Regions from separate parts of the Mus musculus genome. Here region 2 is linked to region 1. Evidence: chromatin loops called from intact Hi-C (ENCODE). Cell type or tissue: gastrocnemius. All regions are shown on one strand.

Region 1 (8,000 bases):
ACAGAGGTAGGAGGACTACCTCAGGGTCAGCCTGGTCTACATAGTGAGTTCCAGCTTAGCTAGAGCTGTGTAACGAGACCCCCATCTAAAAAAAGATTGTTTTTCATATATTGGGGCATTAACATAAAAACAAGATTATCCAGGATTGAAGAGACAGTAATCACATTTCTTGTTTTGTTTAGGTTGGTCTCTACAGCCAGGACTGATCTCAAATTCACTATATAGCTGAGGATGACCTTAAAATACATTTAAGAAAACAATAATAAAATAGGGTTTTGTAGTCCAGGCTAGCTTTGAACTTACACACCAAGATGATCTGTAACTTGTGGTCCTCTGTCTCTGCCGCCCTGTGTTGGTATTATAGGCTTGCACCACCATGCCTGGTTTACATGGTGCTTAGACTTCATGACCCAAGGCTTTGAGCATCTTAAGCAGCATGCTGAGCAAGCACTCTGTCAACAGAGGCTAACTCTAATCCGCCCCTCTACCTCCTGGTTTGTTTATGTCGGGTTAACTGCTGATCATTTATGAAAGCATCCTCCAGTGGCATATACCTCTGCAGAGACTTTACAGATTTAAAGTTTTTCACCCTTATGCATAGTGAGGAAAACAGGTACCTTTCTATTTTTAAATACTTGGATGTTCTGAAAATCTTAGTACTTGGCTTCTTACATCATGGCCAGATTCTACATTGCAGAATACATCTTCACCCTAGTTATGTCCAATTCCATACACCTTGCTCCACTCAAATTCTAGTAAGGTTGTCCTGGGAACCTCAGTTTTTTGTTTGTTTTCTTGGTTGGAGTTTTTGTTTTGTTTTATTTTGTTTGAGACATGGTCTCAGCATTTAGACTCGGGTTGTCTAGAACTCTTTGTAGACCAGGTTGGCCTGAAACTTGAGACATACTCTTGAGTCAAAGGTATATACTACCATCACTTGGCTTCTTCTTCTTCTTTTTTTTTTTTTTTTTTTGATCTCATTTTTTTTAAGTTCAACATTGGGGAAGGTGGACAAAGAGAAAGAAAAGAGGAAGAGGAGGGATGTAGAGTTAATTGGGGAGGGGTGGGGGAGCCTGGAGTAGGGTGAGAATTGTAAGGCAGAGGGAGAGTCTTGTTTCCAAGGGGGGTGAACTAACAAAGGGTTCCAAAGGGGGGGGGGGGGTGTACACTCCAGACTAGGAGAGTGGGAGAGTGTTGGAGGGCACAGATTCTGAGCCAGGCATGGGGATTTTGTACAATGGTTAGCCAATGGTCAATATAAAGAAACAGATTGAGGTGTTCTGGGGTCCCTCTGACCTTTAGCCAGATGGCTTGGGCAGTGGTGGGGTCCAGGGAGCCTGCTGCTGGCCAGCTTACTTTACATGAAGGCCAACTGACCTCACAAAAACAGTTTTTCCTTAATGAGGGTAACACTGTAATTTTCTCTAAAACTGTGGGGAGATTTAATACTGCATCATAGGGGAGACTTGGTTGGAATAGTTGGTCCCCATTATGGAGAAAAGTTTACCTAACTCTGGGAATCAAAGGGTCAAAGGGACCAGACTGGAGAAGGCAATACTGAAAACGAGCCTCTTTGAGTTGAGCACAGGGAGGAGGAGATAGGCCCAGGAATGTACGTGCTTATATGGCTGGAGAACTCTTGTTCTAGGAAGAAAGGAGGGAGAGTAGGCTTATAGACAAAAGACAGAGGATAAAACTTACTGGAACTGTCAGTATTATCCCAGGGAAGGGATTAATACTGCTCATGTAACAGGTGAGGAGGGTAATGGGTTGCTCCCTGAAAAGCAATGTGATATACCCCAGGTTGCCTTCTGGTTGTCACTAAGTCAAAGACCAGCTCTCCTATCCTTGAGACAGACAACAAGAGAACTCTGTATACTTCTCCTCCCCTTCACCCACTCTCTGAAAGCCCTTTCTCTATCCACCCCTCAATGGTGACTCCCTGGCCTTAGTCCCTGTGGACAGTGAAATCGCCAAAGAACAGCTTTCCAATAAACCTGCCTTTACTATAATCTGGATTGATTTGGCTCATTTCACCGGCAGAGAAATAACCTATCAGAACTAAGGTGATTTATCAGATCCTGAGAGTCTTCAGAAAACGAGTTCACCAAGATGTGGTGATGCATGCCTTTAATCCTAGCACTTGGGAGGCAGAGGCAGATGGGATCTTTGTGAGTTTGAAGCCAGCCTGATCTACAAAGTGAGTTCCAGGACAGCCAGGGCTACAAAAGTGAAACCCTGTCTCAAAAAACAAAACAAAACAACAGAAAACCTAAACAAAAAGAAGAGAAAGTAAGAAAAGAAAGGTGTAGTCTCCCCTCCCCCAGCCTGAAACCTGCTTGCTCAGGGGTGGAGCTTCCCGCTCAATCGTTCTGCCACGCTCACTGCTGGAACGTGCGGCTTTGCTGTTTGGAGCCACACACGTGATCACCCTGCTACTGGACCCCGAGATTATTTGGCGGGAATTGGGCCCCCTTCCCCTGCTTTATAACTGAGTGCCGAAATAGTAAAAATTGAATCTTGAGCAGAGAGCTTTGTCTTGGTTCCTTCCTTATCTCGCGCAGCCCAGCCCCTCTTCTCTTCCAGGTTTCCAAAATGCCTTTCCAGGCTAGAACCCAGTTTGTGATCTACTGGCCAGACACAACAGAAAGGTTCTGAGGTTTTCATTTGTAAAGGTTGATGGTTGAGCATTAACAAAGATCATCGCTGTTCACCTTGGCCTCTGCTCCCCTCCCTTGCACATTCAACGCTTTATCTGCAAAGAAGGAACAACTTTGTGGAGGGACAGGCAAGAAAAGGTCTGGGGAGGGTTCTTCCCTGTAGTGAGTCTGGAAGCAGACTTGGGGTGGTCTAATGAGAAGCAGAGGGTTTAGGATGGATGCGCTGTCCTAGCTGGAGGCCTGGATGATGAACTTGAAGGTAGAATCTGAGTACTGGAATATGGGCGTGACTGCTTCATCAGGGTTCTAGTGGATGAGGTAAATGGAGCCTGGTTACAAAAACAGGTAGTGGAGTCTGAGGAGCTGAAGGCGGGTGGACTTTATCTCGGGACTAGGGGCTGACAATTTTTGTTTTTTATTTTTTACTTTTAGATTATTTTATGTGTATGAGTGTTTTGTCTTCATGTGTGCCTGCACTACAGGTGCGGGAACTTGAGGATGTGGTGAGCCTCCATGTGGGAATCAAACCTGCGTTCTTTCAACAAGTGCTCTTAACACACTGAGCCAACACTCCAGCTCAACATTTTTTTTAATTTAATTTTTAAATTTTATATACATTGGTGCTTTGACTGCATGTCTGTGTGAGGGGGTACAGAAGATACAGACAGTTGGGAGCCCAAGTCTCTACAAGAGCAGCTAGTGCTCTTAACCACGGAACCATCATCTCTCCAGCCCAAGGACAAAGTCTTAACCCAGGTGTTAGGCTCCAGCTCGCTACAGCCCCACCCCCACCGATGGTGCCGAAACCGAGTTCCAGGTAGCCACAGCCCTTCTCCTGAATGATCACCAGGCACTTGAGTCATGACCTTACATGGGGAAAAAAAAGCCAGCTCTTGTCTGACACACAACCTTTCCCCTTGCTCAGGACTCTTAAGAATCGTCCATCATGGGTCCTTGGTCCAAGAGCTGCACCAATAAACCTGACCTTGTTCGTTTGCCAAATGAACCAAACCCATGAGCCTCTCACCAAGGAGGGTTCTCAAGGAGGCCTACCCATATTATTACTGCAGACTCTGCGGATAGAATAAGTGCAGTTGAGATCGAAAGACCCTCGATCAATTTCAGAGAAGGAAGGCCATTCGAGTTCAGGGTCCGAACTTTGAGGGTTTTGACTTAGCACCAGATGGTTTTAGAGCTTTGACTCCGAAGCCATATCCCGCAACTCATTTTCTGAAATCAGAAAACTTGTCAAGAAGGGATAGAGACAGAGGATTGACCGATGGCGCGGGTTGGAATGAGGACCACCAGACACCGAACGAACGAAGTTGTTACTGGGTCCAATTTTCTAAAAACCGAACGGCTCCTGAACTCAGAAACTAGATGGTGTTGGGGACCTCTCGGCAGAGGACTGAGGGAACGTCGCCACACATGGCTTCCCTCCTAGTGTTTGGCCGGCCAAGAACTGAATGGTCACGCCCAGACGGAACGAACAGAGGCACCTCTTTCCTTACAACTCGGGTGGGACCGAGTGCTGTAGTAGATAGGAGTAAGATCAAACTTTAACCAGGTACACAGAGCATACTTTGTGGTTATAACTTTCGAGATGCGAGGAGTACAAACTGCTCACGTTAACTGAATTCTGCAGCTCATGGTGGAGCACATGCCTAGCTTGCTCATGGCCCCTACATGGAGCCCTAGCACCAAGGAGAGAAGCACGTGTATTGACACACGTGTCACGTAAGCGCCAGTTATCGTACAACCGGATTTCTCTGCAACCCGTCTTGATCTGTAGCAGATCAAGCTACGTCCTCTAACGTTATCCTATCAGGAAACTACGGATATTAATGCACCAATCTTCTTGGAAATGCACTTTAGCGTTTGAAGCCACATGATGCAGGATAGACAGTTTGGTCACATGACGACGCTTGTACGGTTCCCTTCCGCGCATCTGTAACATCCCTTAAGATGCCTGATTACTTTCCCTTCTTTCGAGAAAGACGCTGCCAATTGCCGCAGAAAGAGTGAGAGGATGGGAGCTCGTTTCTGCCACTGTAACGTACAGAGGTCGTGCTCCCACGAAGAGGCGCGCTCCCAACCCTTCCATCTCCTTTTCCTTCAGGCGCACGCGGGGGCAGCCCTGTGTCTCTCTGGGTCCTTTCGCTCCGCGGGCGCCGGAGCTACGTCACCGAGCGGCGCCAGTGGTCCGGATTTTCCCCGGCTCCATTCGAGCCGCGGCCTCAATGTCCTTGCCTCGGTGTACCTTGCTGTGGGCTCGGCTCCCGGCGGGGCGCGGGGCTGGGCCCCGGGCGGCCCCTTGCTCCGCCCTTCGCGCTCTCGTGGGGTCGTTCCCGGGGGCTTCAGGACGCGTTCCCTGCTTGGCCGCCTCCTCCTCTGCCTCTGGTGGCTCCAAAGCCCCGAACACGTCCTTGTTCGTGCCGCTGACGGTGAAGCCTCAGGGTCCCAGCGCCGATGGCGACGTGGGCGCGGAGCTCACTCGGCCTCTAGACAAGAGTGAGTGCTGGAGCCTCCCGGCAGAGCGGCAGGGTCTGCAGCCTGGGCCTACATAGTGCAATGTCTGTTCCTTTTTGGAGCCCTTAGCACCCGAGCCTAAGTCATATTTAGTCTCTTCTGTAGTTGACATTGACCGTTCTCTTCGGTCGAGGAGGTTAAGAGTTTTGTCCCTAAGTGGTGCGCCGCTTGTGCTCCTAGAGTCCTCATGGAGGGATTAAACAGTGAGGACTTGCCATTGACCTGATGTGGATGTCTAACGATGTTAAAATTCCATCTGGTTGCCAAGACAACGGGTCTCAGATCCGGATTTCTCAATAAATTTACTCTCCCACGAGACAGACCTGAATTTAAATACAAGATAAAAGTTGATAAAACTGTCTTTGCCAAAAAGTAGTATCGTCCCAGGTTCCAGAGATGAATAAAAAAAAAACCTTTAGCATCACTGGGTTGAAGTGAGTTTTGTCCTACCTGCATTTGGGTGAGCTTGACAATGGGAGGGTGAAAGGTTTCTTTTCACCAAATGACATTCTTAGAGACTGAAAGAAAACCACATTTCTTTTAGGCACAAGCTGTCTTCCTGGCTCTTCAACAAGCAATATTGATGCTTCCTATTGTGACTTTAAAATATAGGCTTCATGTTGGGAGTCAGAGGCAGAGGATGGCAAGTTCAATACCAGCCTGGGCTACAGAATGAGTTCAAAACAGGCTTGGAAAACTTAAGAGAGGTCCTATTTCAAAATAAAAAAATTAAACAAGGTTTCTCTGTGTGGCTTTGGCTGTCCTGGAATGTGCTCTGTAGACCAGGCTGGCCTCAGACTCACAGAGATAGGCCTGTGTCTGCCTGCCGAGTCCCTGGATCAAAGGCCTGGGCTACCTGCACCTCCAGGCAGCAGAGTGTTCTTTTTTAATGTGCTTGAAGATATAACCCTGGGATATATGCCTTGCCAAGCACGCAGTGCCGTGGGGTCATTTCCCAGTACTGTGAAATCAACTAACAAGGTAGTACTCCTCCTCTTCCCCTTCCTTTCCCTCTACTTTTTCCCTCCTCAAGATAAGCTCGAGCTGTTCTCAGACTGGGGATTGTCATTAATTACTGCACAGGCTACCGTTGCTAACACTGCTCTTAGTAGTGAATTACATCTGCCTCTCATAGCAGGACTTGCCTTTTCTTGGTTACTCAAGAAGAGCTTTGGGCACAAGGGGAGGTTTGATGGTGACTCTGTGGGGGTGGGGGGAGGGGGACTGGCTCTCTCCTTGTGTGTCTGTGGTCTGTCAGGGATGGTGCATTGCTGTACTCTTGTCATTTTTCTTACTCCATTGCACAGTAGCCCAAAGCTTCACACTCTCAAAGCATTCCTGAGGCCCCGGCCTTTAGTATTATGACTTCAAATTCCTTTTGTTGTAGATTTGTCTAAATTGGTAAACAATTGTTAAAAAAAAATCTTTTATAGGGTCTGGAGAGATGGCTTACAAGAGCACTCACTACTCTTCAGGTCCTGAATTCAATTCCCAGCAACCACATGGTGGCTCACAACCATCTGTAATGGGGTCTGGTGTATCTAAAGAGACCAATGGTGGTGTACTCATGCATAAAATAAATAAATAAATAAATCTTTAAAAAAACTTATATTTCTTTTTTAGATGAAGTAAAGAAGATCTTAGACAAGTTTTATAAGAGGCAAGAAATTCAAAAGCTGAGTGCTGACTATGGACTTGATGGTAAGGCTGACAATTTTTTGAGAGTTATTTTGAACAGTTTTTATCAATTTATGTGTGTGAGTATTTTTCCTACATGTATGTCCATAGCTACTTTTGTGCAGTGCCCATGACAGAGAGTATTAGATGCTCTGGAATTGGAGTTAGAGATGCCTGTGAGCCACCATTCGGATGCTGAGAATCAAGCTTGGTTTCCATGGAAGAGCAGCCACTGTTCTTAACCACAGAGTTCTCTCTGCATCTCTGCCAGTAACATCTTCATAGAACTGTCACATTTTGCATTGTACTTTGTTATGTGTATTATAGTCTGAAGAAAAGTCCCTCTCCTTGTCTTCTGGGGGACTCACAAGCCCAGCTTGCCAGCCAGACTCCACAGTACAGGAGTGCGTGTTCAGCCTGCCTTAGTGTCTGTCCTGTGTAGTTTCAGTTTTAGCTCAGCTTGTGAAAAGCCAGCTGTGCTACCAAAACGCTGATAGGGGCTGGGGTTTGCTGTGGCATTTGTATACTTGACAGTGAGAGCTAAGTAAAGACTAAGCCTTGTATGCTTTGGTTTTATGTTTTCCACAGCTCGTCTCTTCCACCAGGCTTTCATAAGCTTCAGGAATTACATTATGCAATCCCATTCTCTGGACGTGGACATTCACATTGTCCTGAATGATATCTGCTTCAGTGCAGGCAAGTGCTTAGAGAGCTTTTAAAAACATTTATTTTGTGTGTGTGAGAGCCGGAGGGAGGATGATAGAGTTGAGGGGAGGAGAAGGAAGAAGAGGTGGAGGAGAAGAGAAGAGGAGTATGCGTGTATGCCGTGACACTCATTTGGAGGTCAGAGGACAACTTTAGGGCGTCTGTTCTCCTTCCAGTTGTAGGTTTCAGGGACTGTATGACACTCCCTTCCCTTGCTGAGCCATGTCATTGGCCTGCTGAGAGGATTTTTTTTTAATTATTTTTATTTTATGTGTATGGGTGTTCTGTTTGCACTACATGCATGAAATGCCTGCAGAGGCCAGAGGAAGGAGTCAGACCCCCTGGAACCTGAGTTACGGATGGTCGTAAGTTGCCTTGTGGGTGCTGGGAACCAAACCTGGGTTCTCTGGAAAAGCAACCTTGAACACT
Region 2 (8,000 bases), 310 kb before region 1:
AATATACAAACTTTTCTTTTTAATGGTTTAAGAGCTTCATTATAGAAATGGAGGGGTGAGAAGGGAGAGAGAGAGAGAGAGGGAGGAAAGGCTAGAGAGAAAGAGAGAGGAGAGGAGAAGACAAAGAGAAAGGAGAGAGGAGAGAAGATAAAGAGAGGGGAGAAAAGAGAGACCGTAAGAGTAAGAGCAGCTTTTTTTAAAGACATGTCTTGTTTTATAAGCTCAGGCCAGTCTGAATTGAGTACTCTATGAGCTACAAGATCCTAGAACTGAGACCAACCTGGGATACTGTGAGACCTTTCCTTATTAAAAAGTGGAAGGGGTGGGCAGAGGACTGGAGGGATAGCTCAGTGATTAAGAAGAACATTTTCTGTGTTAGCACAGGACCTAGGCTCAGTTCCCAGCACCAATATGATGGGTCATGATTATCCCTAACTCCAGTTCCAGGGCACCCTGCTGCATATTCTATGACTTCAGTGGTTAGCAGTTGCAAGGGAATTAAGGACATATATGTATACAAATATCCTACAGCTGGGCGTGGTGGTGCACGCCTTTAATCCCAGCACTCGGGAGGCAGAGGCAGGCAGATTTCTGAGTTTGAGGCCAGCCTGGTCTATAAAGTGAGTTCCAGGACAGCCAGGGCCATACAGAGAAACCCTGTCTCAAAAAACAAAAAAACAAAACAAAAAAAAAAAGAACCTGCAATCACATTGGGTCTTCTAACTGGAACCTTATGGTTATTAATTACAACACAGGAAGAGAATTTGGCTAATCTGGTAGGAGATCTGTAGCTTACCAGTCCCAGAAGAAGGAAACATTAGTTGCTAGTCTTTGTACATACTGGTCAGTCATCCATAAACACTCATCCATGAACTCACAAGGAAAGAAAGCTTTGCCACTCTTCTTGAGCATGCCCGGCCCTTATGAGTAACAGTTTGTCTGATTTACCATAGGCCAATTGGTCTCAGAGTCCTTAACAGGCCTTGCTCATGTCAAACATATATATTCACTTAGGGCCTCCTCTACTCATTACAGGATTTACTGTCCTCTCCACTTCAGAGAGCACTAGACATGTAGTTAACTGTTGGACATACAGGCCAAACACTGGTACACATAAAATTAAATTAAAAAAGAAAAAACAAAGGACAAATAGTTATAAAGTAGCCTGCCTTAAAAAAAAAAGTCTATGCAGTTAGTGAAGTACAAAAGCAGCGTAGATGCTCTCGCAGTGGGAAGGAGTGACATACTTGTTTCCTTTTTGGTTGACATTCCCATCCCGACAGCTGTAGAATTATACAAAGGCTGCGCTGGGGGCAAGGCTTATTTTATTTTTATTCAGATGAGTGTTTTGTTGCATTTATGTGTGTGTGTTGTCCCAGAGATGAGAAAAGGACACTGGAGAAGTTACAGATGGTTGGGGGTTGGAAAAACAAATCTGGGTCTTCTTCAAAAGCAACACCAGTTACCTGCTGAGCAGTCTTTCAAGGGCAAAGTTGTTGGTGGTTGTGGGTTTTTTGTTTGTTTGTTGTTTTTAAGTTATTCCTGTGCGCATGTAATGGCAGGGAACTTTACAATTTGGCTCTTTGTCACCTTGGGATAAGGGGTAAGATGTGGGCAAAGGATACTAACTTGAGTCTTTAGGCTTCAATGGCAAGTGATTGAAAAACCATGGGTTTTTCAATGGCTTTTGAAGTCTTTTTAAAAAGTTAGAGACAATTGTTAGATTTTATACTGCAGAGGTGTTACCTGCTGTAAAGTGCCCTCCAAAATTAGTCATTTTTCTTTTTATAAAAACTCTTGTATTTATTTATTCTGCGTGGTATTGAAAATGCCATTGGGCTTACCCAGAGGTCAGAGGATGAAAACTGGAGTTGATTTTCTTCTACCTGGGGATCTGGGGGATCAAACTTTGGTCGTCGGGGTTGGCAGCAAGGCCCTTTACTCACCTAGGCTGTCTCTCTGCCCTGCTCTACTTTTAATTTACTTTTTGATAAATGGTATTATTGATATGACTCTGGCTGTCCTTATGATCCTCCTGTCTCTGACCCTTCATGTGCTGGGATCACAAGCATGTGTTAGCATGGTTGTTTAGTTGTTTGCTTGCTTGTTTATAGACAGGATCTGTCTATAGCACTTGCTGTCCTTAGAACTCACTCTGAATGTGAGTTCTAAGAATCATGGTGACCTGGCTACTTTTTTATTTTAATAACTCAGTTACAAGTGAGTAAACCTAGAGGGTTTGTTGCTTTCTTCTTTCTCAGTAACACCAAGTTTGGTTATAAAGGGAAGAGAATTCTGCTTTAGCAGACTATAAACTGGGCCTGTTGATCCTGGAACTTCTGAGGACATTTCTAGGGATGCAGGTTTCCCTCAGTGATAGCAGGAAGCTTCCTTTGTTGCTAGGCAGTTCATGGGTTTGTGGTTTCTCTTTTTCTTCCCTGGGTTATAAATATTTTTGGATGATACTGTTAGAGAGCTGACAAGGGCCTGAATCTCTTTAGCTTATGTCACTACTTTATAGCAGGATAGATGTCCCTCCCTATCCTAGAGCTCAGGGACAGACTGTTTCCCCAGGATGACTTCACATCCTTCAGTGAAGTTATGTTTTAGAAGACAGATGTGTTCATTAGCAACAGCAGTCCAATCTCTAGGACCCATGGTGGAAGAAAAGAAACAGTTACCTGTCCTCTGACCCCCCATGTGTGTGTTCCTGTCCCCTTAGATAAGCAGATGTAAGAAAGGAAATGACAAAGAGTTAGGAGCCGTCTCTGTTTTTAACCATTATGGCTAATATAATTTGTAAGAAGTCAGACTTTGATTTTGAAACAAGGTCTCACCCTGTAGCAGAAACTAGCCTGATACTCACTTGATAGGTGGCTGGGTTGGCTGGAACTCAAGATTTTGTCTGTGCCATGAAGTGTTGGGATTATAGTCATGAACTACCACCATGATTATAATATATCTAATCTATATAATTGATATAGATATTAGATATATTGTACATAAAAATATTAGATATATTATTTATATATATATTAGACAGAGTAATTTTTTATATACATGTTCTTTTTACATGGAAGTTTTACCATAACTTAAATTTTCAAATGCCTAGGAAGAAGAAAGAAAACGTCAAGAAGAAGTGGAACGACAGCGTCAAGAAAGAAGATACATTTTGCCTGATGAACCTGCCATAATTGTGCATCCGAACTGGGCTGCAAAAAGTGGCAAGTTTGATTGCAGCATCATGTCTTTGAGTGTCCTTTTGGATTACAGATTGGAAGATAATAAAGAACATTCTTTTGAGGTAATGTTAACTTTTGAATGAGGATCCAAATGATATCACAGTTGTGACTGTTTAATGTATTAAGTGTTTTGAGTGTTTCTTTGACTGCTTCCATGTTCTTCTTGGTGTGTATTCATTCACCATTATTTACTAAGAAAAATCAGGTTTGTTCTTTAAGGTCTCTTATAGATGCATTACAGTATTAGATCTCAATTATTCTTTCTTTCTCATTTTATTTTGTTTCTTCAAGTCTATCTCTAGTAGCTTTTGCTGACCTTGAGGTTGCTTTGTAGTGAGACTCTTAAATCCTGGTCCTTTGCCCCTCTCCTCTCTGCGCTGCAGTCACAGCCTATTCTCAGGCATTTCTCGAGAGAGTAATGTGCTCTTTTATCAGAAGGTAGGTATCTAGTTGTCTTTATTTTATTTTTCTGTTGTATTGTTGTTTTGTCTACTTGACATGTGTGCCTGGTTCCTGTAGAAGCCAGAAGAGAGAGGGTCAGTTCTGGATCTGAAGCTGTTTTAAACCACCGTGTGGGTGCAGAGAGCCAGACGAGCTCCTGAAAGAGCAGTCATTGTCCTTAAGCACGACATACAGCCACTAGGTGGATAGAAGCTAGGGCCTCAGTCATGGCTAGATAGTTGCTCTTTCACTGAGTTACACTCAGAGCTCAGAACTTTTTATCAGCCTACCCTTCCAAAAAGTAAAACAGAATAAATTCAATTATCCAGTTTCAGAAATTGCTACCTATCTTTTCTGTGGGTTTTAGGTTAGTTTCCCTTGAGACAGTCTTGCCTCAGCCTCTTAAGTAGTGTGTTTACAGTATAAGCCATCCAGTTGGCCTTTTACCCTTCTTTTTAAACCTTCTTTCTTGATGATGCTGTAATGTGTGGGTTTTTTTTTTTTTTGTTGTTGTTGTTGTCATTTTTTTGTTTTTTTTTTTCAAGACAGGGTTTCTCTGTGTAGCCCTGACTGTCCTGGAACTCACTCTGTAGACCAGGCTAGCCTTGAACTCAGAAACCCTCCTGTCTCTGCCTCCCAAGTGCTAGGATTAAAGCCGTGTGCCACCACGCCCGGCTTGATGGTGTAATGTTTTAGTGTTTCTTTATATTTAGAGTACCATTTAATAGAATTTAAAAGTTTGTGACTGAGTTGTAAGAGAAAATAAGTGGTATTATGTTTCAACCTAAAGTTTGTGTTCTGTCTTGTCTGTCTGTCTGTCTGTCTGTCTGTATCTCTCATCTAAATGAATCTCTTACCAGGTCTTTAGTACATACCTCTGTTTGGCCATGAAACACAGATCCACTTTTCTTTGATTCCCAAGTTTGTACCACCACGCCCAGCTCTTCTCTTTTGTTCGTGAGGGGAATTAAGATTAAACTCAGGGGGGTGGGTGGGTATGGGGGACTTTTGGTATAGCATTGGAAATGTAAATGAGCTAAATACCTAATAAAAAATGGAAAAAAAAAAGATTAAACTCAGGGCCTTATATGTGCTTTGCAAGACTTCTACCACTGAGCTACATTTCCTGTCTTCTTTTTACTTCTGAATAATCTTACGGAGTTTCTAGGCTGGCCTTAAACTCAAGTTAAGCCTGCAACTCACATTATTCTGTTTCAGTATCCTTACGGGCTGCAATTACATAACTGCATCACTAAGCATTACTATTTATATTCTGCTTTTTATGTTTATTCTCTTTATATGGTTCTGGTTTTTGTGAGGTAGTGTCTCATGTAGCCCAGTGTGGTCTCAACCTTGCTGTATGGCTCAGGCTGGACTTGAATTCCTAATTCTCCTTTTTCTACGTCTCCTCTTTCTACTGTTGATATATGGGATTACAGGTATGCATCACTATAGCCAGCTCTCAGGTTTTTTAAAGATAGAGTCTCACATACCCAAGGATGATGGTGAACTGCTGATCTTCCTGCCTTAACTCTCAAATGTTGAGATTACAGGAATCTACCAGTAAGGTTAACAATATATACTTTTTGTCTTTAAAACATCTTTTGCACAAGGTATGATGACAGGAGTTTGAAATCCCAACAGTCAGACCATGAGTTCAAAGCCAGCCTGACTACCATAAAAAGATCTTGTCTTTTAAAAAAAAAAGTGCTAAACATTGTGGTACATGCCTTTAATCCCAGCACCTAGGAGGTAGAAGTAGGTAGATCTCAGTTCAGTTCGAGGCCAACCTAGTTTACACAGCCTGTGGTAGGACAGCGAGGTCTACAGAGAGAAACCCTGTCTCAAGTTTTGCATACCTCTGGTTCCCAAGGCCTGGAATTAATGGCATATGCCACCACAGCTAGCCCTTGGGTATTTTCATAGTCTTCACATCATTCCTGTCCATTTTTATAACTGTGGATCACTTCTTTATCTTCCTCCTAAAATATCCTAGCTCTGTTTTAGGTGTAGATAACCAGTGTGGTAAGACAGTGCTTGTTTAATGACTTTTGCTGGACTTATTCAGTATTTCTGAAAGACTCAGAGGAGCCCCTCGCTCAGGCCTCAGGACAATAGCGGACAACCAAGAACTCACGAGAGACCAAGCTTGATGCAAACCACATGAGGCTTTATTCGGGGGAAAGCCAGAGCTCATATCCCACGTAGGGGTAGAGGAGTTGACCACTGAGGGGAAAGGGGTCTCAGTTTTTATAGGCCCTCAGTGGGGAAAAGAGAAGGGAGGAGTAGGGGATTTCCAGATCTAAACAATGTCTGTTCTCAAGAAATGGGTATGGGAGGGGTACAAGGAAAGAGTCTGGTGCAGGTGTAGCAACTCTGGATTGGCCAGGCTGTGGTTGCTGGGAGATTTTCTGACTCTTTCTCAGCAACCAACATCACAAACACCTGGCAATGGGCTTCATCAGTGGGCACACACATGGGTCAAGGAATGGTCAAAACATTGGCAGATACACGGGTTCAAGGAGTGGCCAGAGCATTGTGCACCTCTATTTTTCTAAATCAGTGAAGCTAGTTCTGCTAGCCATGAAATCCATTTTGCCAATTTCAGGGCTTCTGTGACCTTTTACATTCTGTCAGGATCTTTCATTTCTATCGAGTTTGCTTATGTTAATGCTGATGTCTTTTTATAGGTTTCACTGTTTGCAGAACTTTTCAATGAAATGCTTCAAAGAGACTTTGGGGTTAGAATATACAAATCATTACTCTCTCTTCCTGAGAAAGAGGACAAAAAAGATAAGGAGAAGAAAAGCAAAAAAGAAGAGAGAAAAGATAAAAAAGAAGAAAGAGAAGATGATATTGATGAACCAAAACCAAAACGGAGAAAATCAGGCGACGATAAAGACAAAAAAGAAGACAGAGATGAGAGAAAGGTCTGTAATTTCCAAGATAGTCAACAAAACTTAGAAAGTTTTGGTTACTACCTCTATATGGTAACAAAATGTTGAGTGTTATGTTGGATATTTGACCCAGACCACATGAGTCTGACTCAAAAAACTAGAGCTGGGTTTAGGCCCACATACCTGTATTCCTACACACAGTGGTGGAAGGAGTTCTGGTCTAGCCTGAGCCACATAACAAAGCTTAATAATTATATATATATATGAATTATATGGTTTTCTGATGTTTCCCTCTTTCCTGCTCCTTTTCTTTCGTTTTTTTTTTTTTTTCCATTTTTACCCTTCCTCCCTTCCTTCCTCCCATGTATGTTTTCCCTATATGTGTATTTATGCTCCATGTGTATGGTTGCTGAGCTCTGAGACTGAGGTTAGGTTACATATAGTTATGGAGCTGTCCTTTGGGTACTGGGAGCATTCCCTGGAAGAGCCGTCAGCCCGGTCCTTCTTTCTTGTTTCTAAGTTTTATTTAATACACCTGGCCTACTCCTACGTTTAAAACCATTACTTGTATGTGTACATGTGTGCGTAGGTGCATGTGTGCATGGAGGAGGTAAGAGGGTATCAGATCACCTGAAACTACAGTTGACAGGCAGTTGTGAGCTGCTCGGTATGGGTGCCTTTAATGGAACTGGGGTCCTCTGCAAGAACACTGTGATTTTTTTTTTTTTTTTTTTTTTTTTTTTTTTAAGATTTATGGGGCTGGTGAGATGGCTCAGCAGGTAAGAGCACTGACTGCTCTTCCTAAGGTCCTGAGTTCAAATCCCAGAAACCATATGGTGGCTCACAACCATCTGTAATGAGATCTGACAACTTCTGTTGGGTCTGAAGAAAGCTACGGTGTACTTATGTATAATAATAAATAAATCTTAAAAAAAAAGATTTATGTATGTGAATCCACTGTCACTGTCTTCAGAAGAAGAGAGGGCATTGGATCCCATTACAGATGGTTGTCAGCCACCATGTGGTTGCTGGGAATTGAACACAGGACTTCTGGAAGAGCAGTCAGTGCTCTTAACTGCTGAGTCATCTCACTGGCCCTCTTGTTTCTATTCTTTTCTCTTTCTTCTCCCTCCCCTTTCTTTCTGTAACCTGGCTGTGACCTCCTCATTCTCCTGCCTTCACCTCCAAGTTTTGAGATTACTGCCATGCCCCACCATGCCATATTTGAATAGGTTAGTATTATGAGAAATCTAATTGGAATTGTTAGAAATATATCTGTTTACTGGGCTTGACATTTACTTATTTTGTTTTTCATGAGATATTGCTTAATTTTAAGTCATCTTAAATTACAGAAAGAAGAAAAAAGAAAAGATGATTCTAAAGATGATGATGAAACTGAAGAAGATAACAATCAAGATGA

Evidence for each region. Hi-C counts contacts between places; a loop is a spot of excess contacts. Peaks named below come from ENCODE experiments on the same cell type or tissue, not always from the same donor. Only the 100,000 strongest peaks of a DNase experiment are listed, where the experiment ranks them.
Region 2: it touches region 1 in a loop (2.5-fold over the local background); 4 of 42 quality-filtered maps call a loop at or near these places.

What each region holds. Positions count from the first base shown.
Region 1 is chr10:62,446,586-62,454,585 of GRCm38, reverse strand. It overlaps Supv3l1 (suppressor of var1, 3-like 1 (S. cerevisiae)), which reads left to right and starts at 4,848. Exons shown (of 15, transcript NM_181423.3): 1 at 4,848-5,171; 2 at 6,813-6,890; 3 at 7,455-7,562. The coding sequence starts at 4,901. 4930507D05Rik (RIKEN cDNA 4930507D05 gene) reads right to left here and starts at 5,426. Exons shown (of 1, transcript NR_027926.1): 1 at 3,233-5,426. In gastrocnemius, no CTCF peak of the experiment used is centred here; DNase peaks (open chromatin) are centred at 3,504, 4,112, 4,417 and 4,831; H3K4me3 peaks cover 2,483 bases; H3K27ac peaks cover 1,923 bases.
Region 2 is chr10:62,751,787-62,759,786 of GRCm38, reverse strand. It overlaps Ccar1 (cell division cycle and apoptosis regulator 1), which reads left to right. Exons shown (of 25, transcript NM_026201.3): 17 at 3,113-3,304; 18 at 6,374-6,613; 19 at 7,933-8,000. Among named protein-coding and RNA genes, the nearest start is that of Snord98, 9.8 kb to the left of the region's middle. In gastrocnemius, no CTCF peak of the experiment used is centred here; no DNase peak of the experiment used is centred here.